Linked DNA regions of Homo sapiens: region 2 is linked to region 1. A link is a loop called in an ENCODE intact Hi-C map of the cell type or tissue named here. Cell type or tissue: heart right ventricle. All regions are shown on one strand.

Region 1 (5,000 bases):
ATATAGATTAAAATGACATTGAGATACCTAAAAGAATAAAACCATCAGATGGGCAAAAATGAGAAAGTACATAATTCAATGTATTGGCAAGGATATGCAGAAATGGAAACATTATCAGTTAGGGTGTAAGCTGAAACAACTGCTGGAAAGGACTATTTGGCAATATCTATCTTTTGACCCAGCAATTCTATTCAGAACTTGTATCTCAGATATACCGTCACATGTGGTAAATTATCTCTACATAAGATTATTCATTACAGCTTTGTGATAGCAAAAGATGCCTATCAGGCTACTGGTTAAGTAAATTCTGGTACAACTGTAAGAAGTTGTACAGCTATAAAAAAAGAATAAAGATGCTCTTTATGCACTGATACAGAATGACATCCATAGAACATTAAGTGAAAAAGTGACTAAGATACAGAACAGCTAATGTGTATAGTATGACACTATTTGTATTTTAAAAAGGGAAGTCTATGTACGTAATTTTTGAAGGTACAGAAAAAACGATACTGCCAGGAAAGATATTTTTCACTATATATTTTAAAAACTTTTTTGAATGTTGAACCGTGAATATCTTAATCACTAAAAATAAATAAACAAATATACAAAAACCATGAAATGTAACTTCAAAGGATTTTTTTTTTTTTTTTTTTTTGGAGACAGGGTCTCACTGTCGCCCAGGCTGGAGTGTAGTGGCATGATCTCGGCTCACTGCAACCTCCACCTCCTTGGGTTCAAGTGATCCTCCTGTCTCAGCTCCCCAAGTAGCTGGGACTACAGGTGCATACCACCATGCCTGGCTAATTTTTGTATTTTTTGCCCATGTTGCCCATTTTTCACCATGTTGCCCAAGCTGAAAAATGGATCTTTTTAGGTACTGAAAATGTTGCATACGAAAATAGTGATTTTTATAGTTATACAATATTTTTGATTTACTGTGAATTAATAAGATTAAAAAAAAATTATCCCAGAATGTTTATGTTCACAGAACACAAAAACAACTGCCTCACACGGTCATTCACTTATTCCAGTGATGTCAATGCTTAAATATTTTTGGAATTCTTCAGGAACTATCTCAACCAGTCCACAGGTCCTTCAAGAAAATAAGTTTCCTCATAGGTACACTTTTTAGTTTTTGATTTAAAAAAAACAGCATTATTCTTTTTAGATCAACGTATTTGGTTCCACATGACTGGAAATTTTCAAAAGTGAAATCTACCCTCAAACAATAGGGATTTGAAGATAGTCAAAAGGACACAGCAAAGGTTTTGAAGGTACTGACAAACAGGCATGCTGTACACATTCTGATCAACAGTACCCTCATAAAAGCTATCTCCATTGAAAAAGCAGTATTTACCTGGATGTGCTCTGGTAGAACATTTCTAACAAAATTACTTAAATCACTTGGCCACACTGCTTGGGTGTGTGTGTGTGCATACACACAACATGTTTTGAAACCAGGTGGATTGAGATTTAAATCCTGGTTTATTCTACAAATACTACTTTGGGGAAGTTTTTGTCTGTGTGTGTTTATGTGTCTCCCTTTTCTCTGGACCTTTGTTTTCTCATTTGTAAACGAACCCAAGGAGACTTGTGGTTCAATGTGGCAGATATATCACTTATATTTTATTTTCTCTTCAAAAACACCACTGAAATAACTCAAGAAAGAAAAAAGGGGAACACAAATCTACAGCCGAAGGAAAGGCAGAAGAAATTTTCATGGCAGAAGACTAAAACAACGAAGAATTTCTGAAAGACAAAACACAAATGGAAACAAACTGATTGTGAAACTTCAACTAAACTAAAACACTTGCAACAGGAGAAAGAGATTTTCCAAAGAGAGGAATTTTCCCAGAACACCAGAACAACTCCAGGCTCAGTGGTCATTTGAGCAAATAAAGGAACAGGCCATGGGCAATTGCTGGATAATTATGGATGGCTGAACAGCTGCTGCCAGGCCATTGCTCTGAGTGCAGCTGACTCTGGCACCTGTCCATGGGATTACAATTGTGAGCATATGACTCAAAATGGGAGTTCTGCCCAGGGAATCTCCCAAAGGGGGTGCTAGGGCTGCCACAAGGGGTTTCCCCACCTCCAAGGCCTATTCCTCACAACAACTGAGAAGTAGGGCTTCTATAATCAGAATCTACATTCACTGCCAGGGGAAAAGGGCTTCTCACTTTAGCTAAAGAAATACACTAGCTACCAGTATTTTAAAATTCTAGATCTTTTTCAATATATATGGAGAGACAGTCAAAATTTACCAAACATTCAAGAAAAGTCAACAGGAGAAAGAAAGCAACTTTAATGAAGAAAGTAATGTTGAAGAAAAAAGAGTTAGTATAGAAAATGAGTGAACCCCAAATTACAATAAATATCATCATACAGATTAAAAAGTCTATTGCATCCATAAAAAGTAATAGACTCCTAAGAAAAAGAATGTTTAGAAATCTTAAAATTATAGCTATGATGAAATGATCTCAATAGATGGACTGAAGGGCAGGATGGACATAGCTGAAGATTTAGTTTTGATCTGGAAAGTTGAGCTCAGAGATTCTCTCAGAATACAGTGCAAAATGGCAAGGAAAAGAAAAGTATAAGAGAAAAAGATAAGTGTCATGGGGGATAGAGCCATTACTTCTAACTGTGTATCTCAGGTGGTGAAGGAGGATGATAATTAAACTATCCTATGCAAGATATTTGTACGTGACACAGTTCAGCTAAGATTGAAGACTAAAGTAAGGAAAGGTGCTTGATTTTCCTGGGCGGGCACAAACTTAAGATGTGGGCCAATCAATAATAGACTCTGGTTCTAGTAGACAGTAGTGATGGGACAATTTAGAGGTAAGAGTGGGGCAGAGAATTAGAAGTGATTCTTTTCTTCTTCTCTTTATACGCTATCATATTTTTGTTCCCATCTTTTTTCTTTCTTTTTCCTTCTGCAATCCTTAATTCTTTTTTCCTTTTTCACACCCAACTTGTTTCCTTAGCCTTATGGTCTCTGAATTCTTTTTTCTTTCCTGTCTATATCTACACATTGTAGACTGGTTGTCTGCATCTACTGACCTCCCCCATATCTACCTTGGTATCTTCCCCTCTATGCTCTTGGCCTTTGCGAACATATTAGCACGAGGTGAAACAGATTCTGGCCTATTTACATACTTTCACTTATGGAGCTGTACTCCGGAGGGGAAGCCTCAAGGGAGAAAAAAGCTGTTTGCCTCAATACAGACTATGACAGAAAACACCCCACTTTCACAACTTGCAAAGCTAGCAGATACTATTTCTATTAACTCTAGTTTTTATCAAGTTAACACACACACATAATTTTATAAGTCAGAACCAAGAGGCCCATAATAAATAAAGCAGTTTCTTGCCTCACCCCTTCCAGTCACTTAGTTACCTCCTTCTCAATAGAGGCAACCATCTGCAACTCTGAAAACTGTTTTCTTTGGCATTGCCTATTTATTTCTAAATATGCATATATTGCTATTTCTTGATGTCTCCATTTTAGATTTACTGACTTCCCCTCATTATAGATGAGGTCTTAGTTCTTCCACATGTACCTCTCTTACTACCATCCTGGTTCCCAATTCCCTAACAGAGATCATAGTTTTTTATAAAATCAAAAGCTAATATTTTGATTATGATTATGCAAATATTGCTCACTGCTAAGTCAAATTGTGCACTTTGTTCGAACCTCCTCTCTTGTGCCATACTTTCTTTTTTCTGGAGTTAATAATTTTCTTATGTTTTCATTTGTCAGCGGTTCTAGAATTTATCAGATGTTTCAACATTCTGACATAAATCTATCAATAATATTTTCTATAAACTCAAGGAGATCAATTCATTTCTTCTCTGGAGGCCTCCTTTCTAGAGGATTCGCCAGGCCCCCGGTTCAATATGCACTGGTTGTTCCCTAATCTTGTGGATCAGCTGTCATTCCTGGGCTTCCTTTCAGATCCTTTGCTTCCTCCGTCTCTTTTGGTTTTGTCTCTTTTGGTTTTCCCCTGTTTAAGGACATCTTCCAGGACCTTTGCTAGAAAAGGTGAATATATCAAGCAGATAAAATCTGAGGTCTTTTATATCTGAAAATGCTTTATTCTATCTTTACAACTACAAGAAATGTGATAGTTATTGGCTGGAAATCATTCTACTCTCAGATATTTCTAAACTAAACTTCATTGATGTATAATTTACATACAATAAAATGCACCCATTTTAAGTTCAACAAATTTTGTACAGTTCAACAAATTTTGAGAAAGGTATAAACCCAGGACTTTCCACTCAAATCAAGAAAACAGAATATTTCTATCACCTCTAAAATTTCCTTCATGTTCCTTGGCTATCAATCTTCCTAACTCAGGCAAACAATGATCAGACTTCTATTACTACAGATTAGTTTTGCCTGTTTGAGAGCTTAAAAAAAATCTGAATATATATGGCTTTTTTCACTTAGCATGTTTCCAAGAGTAATTCATCCTATGTAATAGTATTATAGTTCCTTCCTTTTCATTGCTGAGCAGTGTTTCATTTTATGAATACACCACTTACTTGTTGACAGACATTTAGTTTGTTCCGGTTTGGGGTTTTTTTTTTTTTTTTTTTTTTTTTTTGGGACAGAGTCTCACTTTGTAGTACAGGCTGGAATGCAATGGTGCGATCTCGGCTAACTGCAACCTCCACCTCCCAGGTTCAAGTGATTTTCGTGCCTCAGCCTCCCTAGAAGCTGTGATTACAGGCGCCCGCCACCACACCTGGCTTTTTTTTTTTTTTGAGACAGAGTCTCATTCTGTCGCCCAGGCTGGGGTGCAGTGGCGCGATCTCGGCTCACTGCCAGCTCTGCCTCCCGGGTTCAGGCCATTCTCCTGCCTCAGCCTCCTGAGTAGCCGCCCGGCTGATTTGTTTTTTTTTTTTTTGTAGTTTTAGTAGAGATGGGGTTTCACCATGTTAGCCTAGTTTTGTATTTTTTTTTAGTAGAGATGGAGTTTCACCATGTT
Region 2 (5,000 bases), 300 kb after region 1:
TAAAAAGGTATAAAAAGAATAAATAAAATCAATGTTAATAATGCATTTTATTAATGTGTTTTATTTAACCTAATATATTTAAAATATTGTCATTTCAACATACGGCACCAGCTACATTTCAAGTGCCCAATAGCTGCACATAGGTAGTGGGTACCGTATTGAAGAGCTCAACTCAATATCCCAGAACTCATTTCCTACAGCCCCCAGGGCCTCCCAGCACCCTGCTCTCTGATCACAGATTCCAATCACATTTCCCTCCATGATCCAGGGTTTCCCTGCCACACACACTCAACTCTCCCAACCAGATAGGAGAAATTTTACTGGCTTTTTTCATCTTATTTTTTCTCTGGCTCTAAACCAATATCTGACCTTTGGCAATGTGCTTCATTTCACCTGCTCTGGTGAGAGGTAGTGAGATTTTTTTTCCTCTTTCCCTGTTTCATCTTTGTCTGTCTGGCATTTGGCATACGGCCTGGCACATGTCACTGCCTCACAGGTGAGTGACTTTGGGGCATTTAAACAGGAGGGAGGTTCGGAAGACCCGGTGAGGGTAAAATCATGAAGATCAGGCTGTTTATACCAGGTGCCTTGATGAGCTACATCTTCACCTTTGGGATAAGTGCTCAAAGCCTTCAGGCTTTCCCCCTTGAGCTGGCTTCCCATGGGCAATGGTCAGGCCAGCTGTATGGCACAGAGCCTCCCACAAAGCTGGACTCAGCAATGTCTGAAAAACCCAACTGAATCGACTTCAGGCAGAAGAGACTAGCCAACTGTGGGGCCTGAGCTGAGACTCGGGCAGGAATACCTACTGGAAATTGGCCCAGGGAGGGAGCCACGCAGCTCTCTGAGTGAAGAGTGTTCTGTGCAGCAGGGGGACGTGTTTCTGCAGTTGGAGGAGCAGCTCGCTTAGAGGGAATATCGTCCTGGATATGGCCATGGCAGCAGCCATCTCACCAGGCCGGTTCCACACTATGGTTCTGAGAGTTGTTACTGGAAGCTCAGCTGAGAGCCTGTTCTTCCAGCCCTTCCAATGCTTATATGAGCTACTTAATAAATCCCTTTCTGCCTAAGCTAGTTAGTATAAACTTTATTGTTGAAACCAAGAATCTGACCCAACGTAATTAATTATAGTATCAGTCTTAGGGTTTTCCTTTATACTGTTAAGTGCACTTATATCTCTGTTATCTGAGGCAAGGGTCTGGGGAAATGGGCATGGTTACCAATGGGAATATAAATTGGTAAAATGTCTGGAAGGGTATGTTGGTAGTATTTATTTAAATTATAAAGGCACTTACCTTTTTAACCAGTATTCTAATTATAGGCATTTGTTCTGCAGATACACTTGCATATATAGAAGCTGAGTTATGTACAGTTGCAGCATTGTGTGTGAGAACAAAATATTTTAAATCACCTGAAAGCAACAAGAAGAAACTTTATCTTGATGAAATGACTAAGCTGCTTTTACCTGGAACTTTAATATATGTGAAGGAAGGCTGTCTTCTATGGTGATAATCCAATTAAGGTAAGAAGGAGATCCAAACCAATAGCTAGAGATTGCATATTGCAGGCACAGCTGGCAGGACTCAAACTGTCCAACACAAGTGGATACTCTGGGATGCAAAACCAAAATATCTGGCTTAGAACAAGCTTTTGTGCAGGCCAGTTATTGAGGCTCCCTTGGACCCCATTTGAGACCACAAAGGGGCAGGGGCACCAGGGTGAGGAAAGACTCTTGGCACCGTGATGACACAGCGTGGAGGGACAGCTATCAGTCATAAGCAGCCCTGCAGATGCTAGCCTCTCTCTGTAGAAGAGCAAAGGGTAAACCAGCTCACACAAGCACACATATGAATCCCTGCTGGGATCATGGGGACTCAGGTAGGGGTTTGCCACTCTGCTCTGGTGCCTCCCATAGCAAAGAGGCTGTCTAGGAGGCAGGGGCTCTAGGAGACGCTATTCATGTTGTATTCCACGTCAATGGCGCCCCCTGGAGAGAAGACAATTTGGATGTTGCCCATTGGAAATAGTGTGTGTCAACCCTGCAGGAAAAGTGCCCTCATTCAAAGGTGAGAAGTAACTAAAAGAGAAACAGCACACAAATCTTTAGGAAAATACAAGAAGGAGAAAGGAGGAAATCAATAGGGAAACAACTGGCAGGTAAAGAATACAGAAACATCTTGCCTCAAAACTGGTGAAAATCATGACCAAATACAGTAGTCCCCTGCCCTTATCCACAGAGGATACGTTCCAAGACCCCCAGTGGATGCCCAAAACCACATTTAGTACCAAACCCTATATACTATGTTTTTTTCCTATATGTGCTTTTTTTTTTTTTTTTCCTGAGGCAGAGTCTCACTTTGTTGCCCAGGCTGGAGTGCAGTGGCGTGAACTCTGCTCACTGTAACCTCCACTTCCTGGGTTCAAGCCATTCTCCTGCCTCATCCTCCCAAGTAGCTGGGACTACAGGCATGCACCACCATGCCCGGCTAATATTTGTACTTTTAGTAGAGAGGGGGTTTCACCGTGTTGGTCAGGCTGGTCTTAAACACCTGGGCTCAAGTGATTCACTCGCCTCAGCCTCCCAAAGTGCTGGGATTACAGGTGTGAGCCACCGTGCCTGGCCCCCTATATGTGCATGTCTATTTGATAAAGTTTAATTTCTAAATTAGGCACAGTAAGGCTGGGCTCAGTGGCTCACACCTGTAATCCCAGCACTTTGGGAGGTTAAGGCAGGAGGATCACTCAAGCTCAGGAGTTCCAGAGTAGCCTGGGAAACATAGCAAAACTTTGCCTCTACAAAAAGTAATATTAGTCAGCATTGTGGTGCATGCGTGTAGTCCAAGCTGCTTGGGAGGCTGAGATGGGAGAATCACTTAAGCCCAGGAGGTTGAGGCTGCAGTAAGCCATCATGGAGCCTCTGCACTCCAGCTTAGGTGACAGAATAAGACCCCATCTCAAAAAATAATTATCATCATGAAAAATTAGGCACAGTAAGAAATTAATGACAATAACTACTAATAAAATAGGACAAATTAAATAAAGTAATATAATGAAAGTTATGTGAATATGATTTCTCTCTCTGCATTGCACCTATTTTTGGACCCTGGTAACTGAAATTGAGAAAAGTAAAACTGTGAGACTACCATAAATCTCCATAAACTCTAGGAACTAAAGTAAAAATAATCTCTATATAACAAGCACTCAAAGCAGAGATACAAGAGTTCAAGGAAAAAAATGACAAAGCAACTGAAGATGAAAAATGAGCTGGCACTAATGTTTTCTTTGAGGTAGAATTACATAAAGTCTTAGATGTACAGTCTGATGGATTTTTTTTTTCAAGTAACCATACCCATGTAACTACCACTCTGCTACAGATATGGAACATTCTCCGCATCCAAGAAGACTCCTTCCTGCCCCCTTCCAGTCAAAAGTAATTGCTGTTTTGATCTCTATCATCCACCATAAATTAGTTTTGCCTATTGTTGAATGTCCTATAAATGAAAACATATAGTAGATGTTCTTCTATGTCCAGGTTCTTTCACTTTACCTTATGCCTGTGACAGTCATCTACATAGTTGTGGATAGCAGTAGTTCATTCTTTTTCAATATTGTGTGGTATTCCATTATATGACTATGCCACAATATATTAATGCATGAATTTTCGAGTTGTTTCCGTTTGTGTTATGAATAAAGCTGCAATGAACATCCTTGTGCATGTCTTTTGGTGAATATAAGCATTCATTTTCATTAGGAATATACAAAGGAGTGGAATTTTTAGGTCATAGAGTATATGTATATTTCACTTTGGCACCATTAAGTTTTCCAACGTGGCTGTACCAATTTAAATCAGGAACACATGCTCCATATCTTTGCCTCCATTTGGTTTTCCTTTTAGTTTTAGCCATTCTGGGAACAGCACCTCATTGGTTTTTTCACTTACATTTCCCTGACACTTCGAACCTTTTCATGTGTTTATTTATTGTGAGGTACCAGTTCAAGTCTTAGCCCAGTTTTTATTGGTTTGTCTTGCTTACTGATATGGAGTTCATTATATATTCTGGACAGGAGTCTTTCATCAGATATGTAAATACAAATATTTTATTCCCATCTGTGTCTTGCCTTTCACTCAAATGATGTCTTTTGATGCAAAGAAGTTTTTAATTTTAATCAGGTCCAACATCAATATTCTATTTTATATTTGGTAATTTGTGCTCCCTATTTAAGAAGTCGTTGCTTACCTCAAAGTCATGAAAATAGTCTCCCACTTTCACATTTACTTTTATGATCCATTTCAAATTAATGTTGATGTATGGAGGGATGCAGGAGTCAAGGTCCATTTCTTTTCTATATGGGTAGCCAGTTAACCTAGCACCATTATTGAAAATAACACCTAAGCCAGGCATGGTATTGTGTGTGCCCCAGCCACTTCAGAGGCTGATGTAGGAGGATGTGAGCCCAGGACTTTAGAGCCAGCTTGGGCAACAAAGTAGAAACCCATTTCTTAAATTTATCTGTTTTTTTTTTTTTTTGTGAGACAGTCTTGTTCTGTCACCCAGGATGGAGTGCAGCGGCATGATCTCAGCTCACTGCAACCCCTGCCTCCTGGCTTAAAGTGATTCTCATGTCTCAGCCTCCCAAGTAGCTGGCAGTATAGGTGCATGCCACCACACCCAGCTAATTTTTGTATTTTTAGTAGAGACGGGGGTTTCACCATGTTGGCCAGGCTGGTCTTGAACTCCTGATCTCAAGTGATCTGCCTGCTTTGGCCTCCCAAAGTGCTGGGATTACAGGCGTGAGCCACTGCACCTGGCCACTGCGCCCGGCCGAGCCCAATCTCTTAAATTAAAAAAAAAAAAAAAGAAAATAACATCTTTTCCCACTAAATTTCATTGGAATCTTGTTATAAATCAGGAGTCTGTACCTGTGTGTGTCCCTTTAGCCCAGAGAGTGGACCAGCTCGGTAAGTACTTTCTTGTCTTGCCACTTCTCCTCTCCTTCCT

The links. Hi-C counts contacts between places; a loop is a spot of excess contacts. Peaks named below come from ENCODE experiments on the same cell type or tissue, not always from the same donor. Only the 100,000 strongest peaks of a DNase experiment are listed, where the experiment ranks them.
Region 2: a loop joins it to region 1, with 2.2 times the contacts of the local background. A loop is called at or near these places in 5 of 110 quality-filtered maps.

Annotation. Positions count from the first base shown.
Region 1 is chr2:24,718,645-24,723,644 of GRCh38, reverse strand. The region is part of intron 14 of NCOA1 (nuclear receptor coactivator 1); the gene reads right to left. Among named protein-coding and RNA genes, the nearest start is that of PTRHD1, 72 kb to the left of the region's middle. In heart right ventricle, no CTCF peak of the experiment used is centred here; a DNase peak (open chromatin) is centred at 1,984; H3K27ac peaks cover 1,887 bases.
Region 2 is chr2:24,418,813-24,423,812 of GRCh38, reverse strand. All of the region lies in intron 2 of LOC105374329 (a long non-coding RNA gene), which reads right to left. Among named protein-coding and RNA genes, the nearest start is that of ITSN2, 61 kb to the right of the region's middle. In heart right ventricle, a CTCF peak has its summit at 1,989 (motif pointing left); a DNase peak (open chromatin) is centred at 1,972.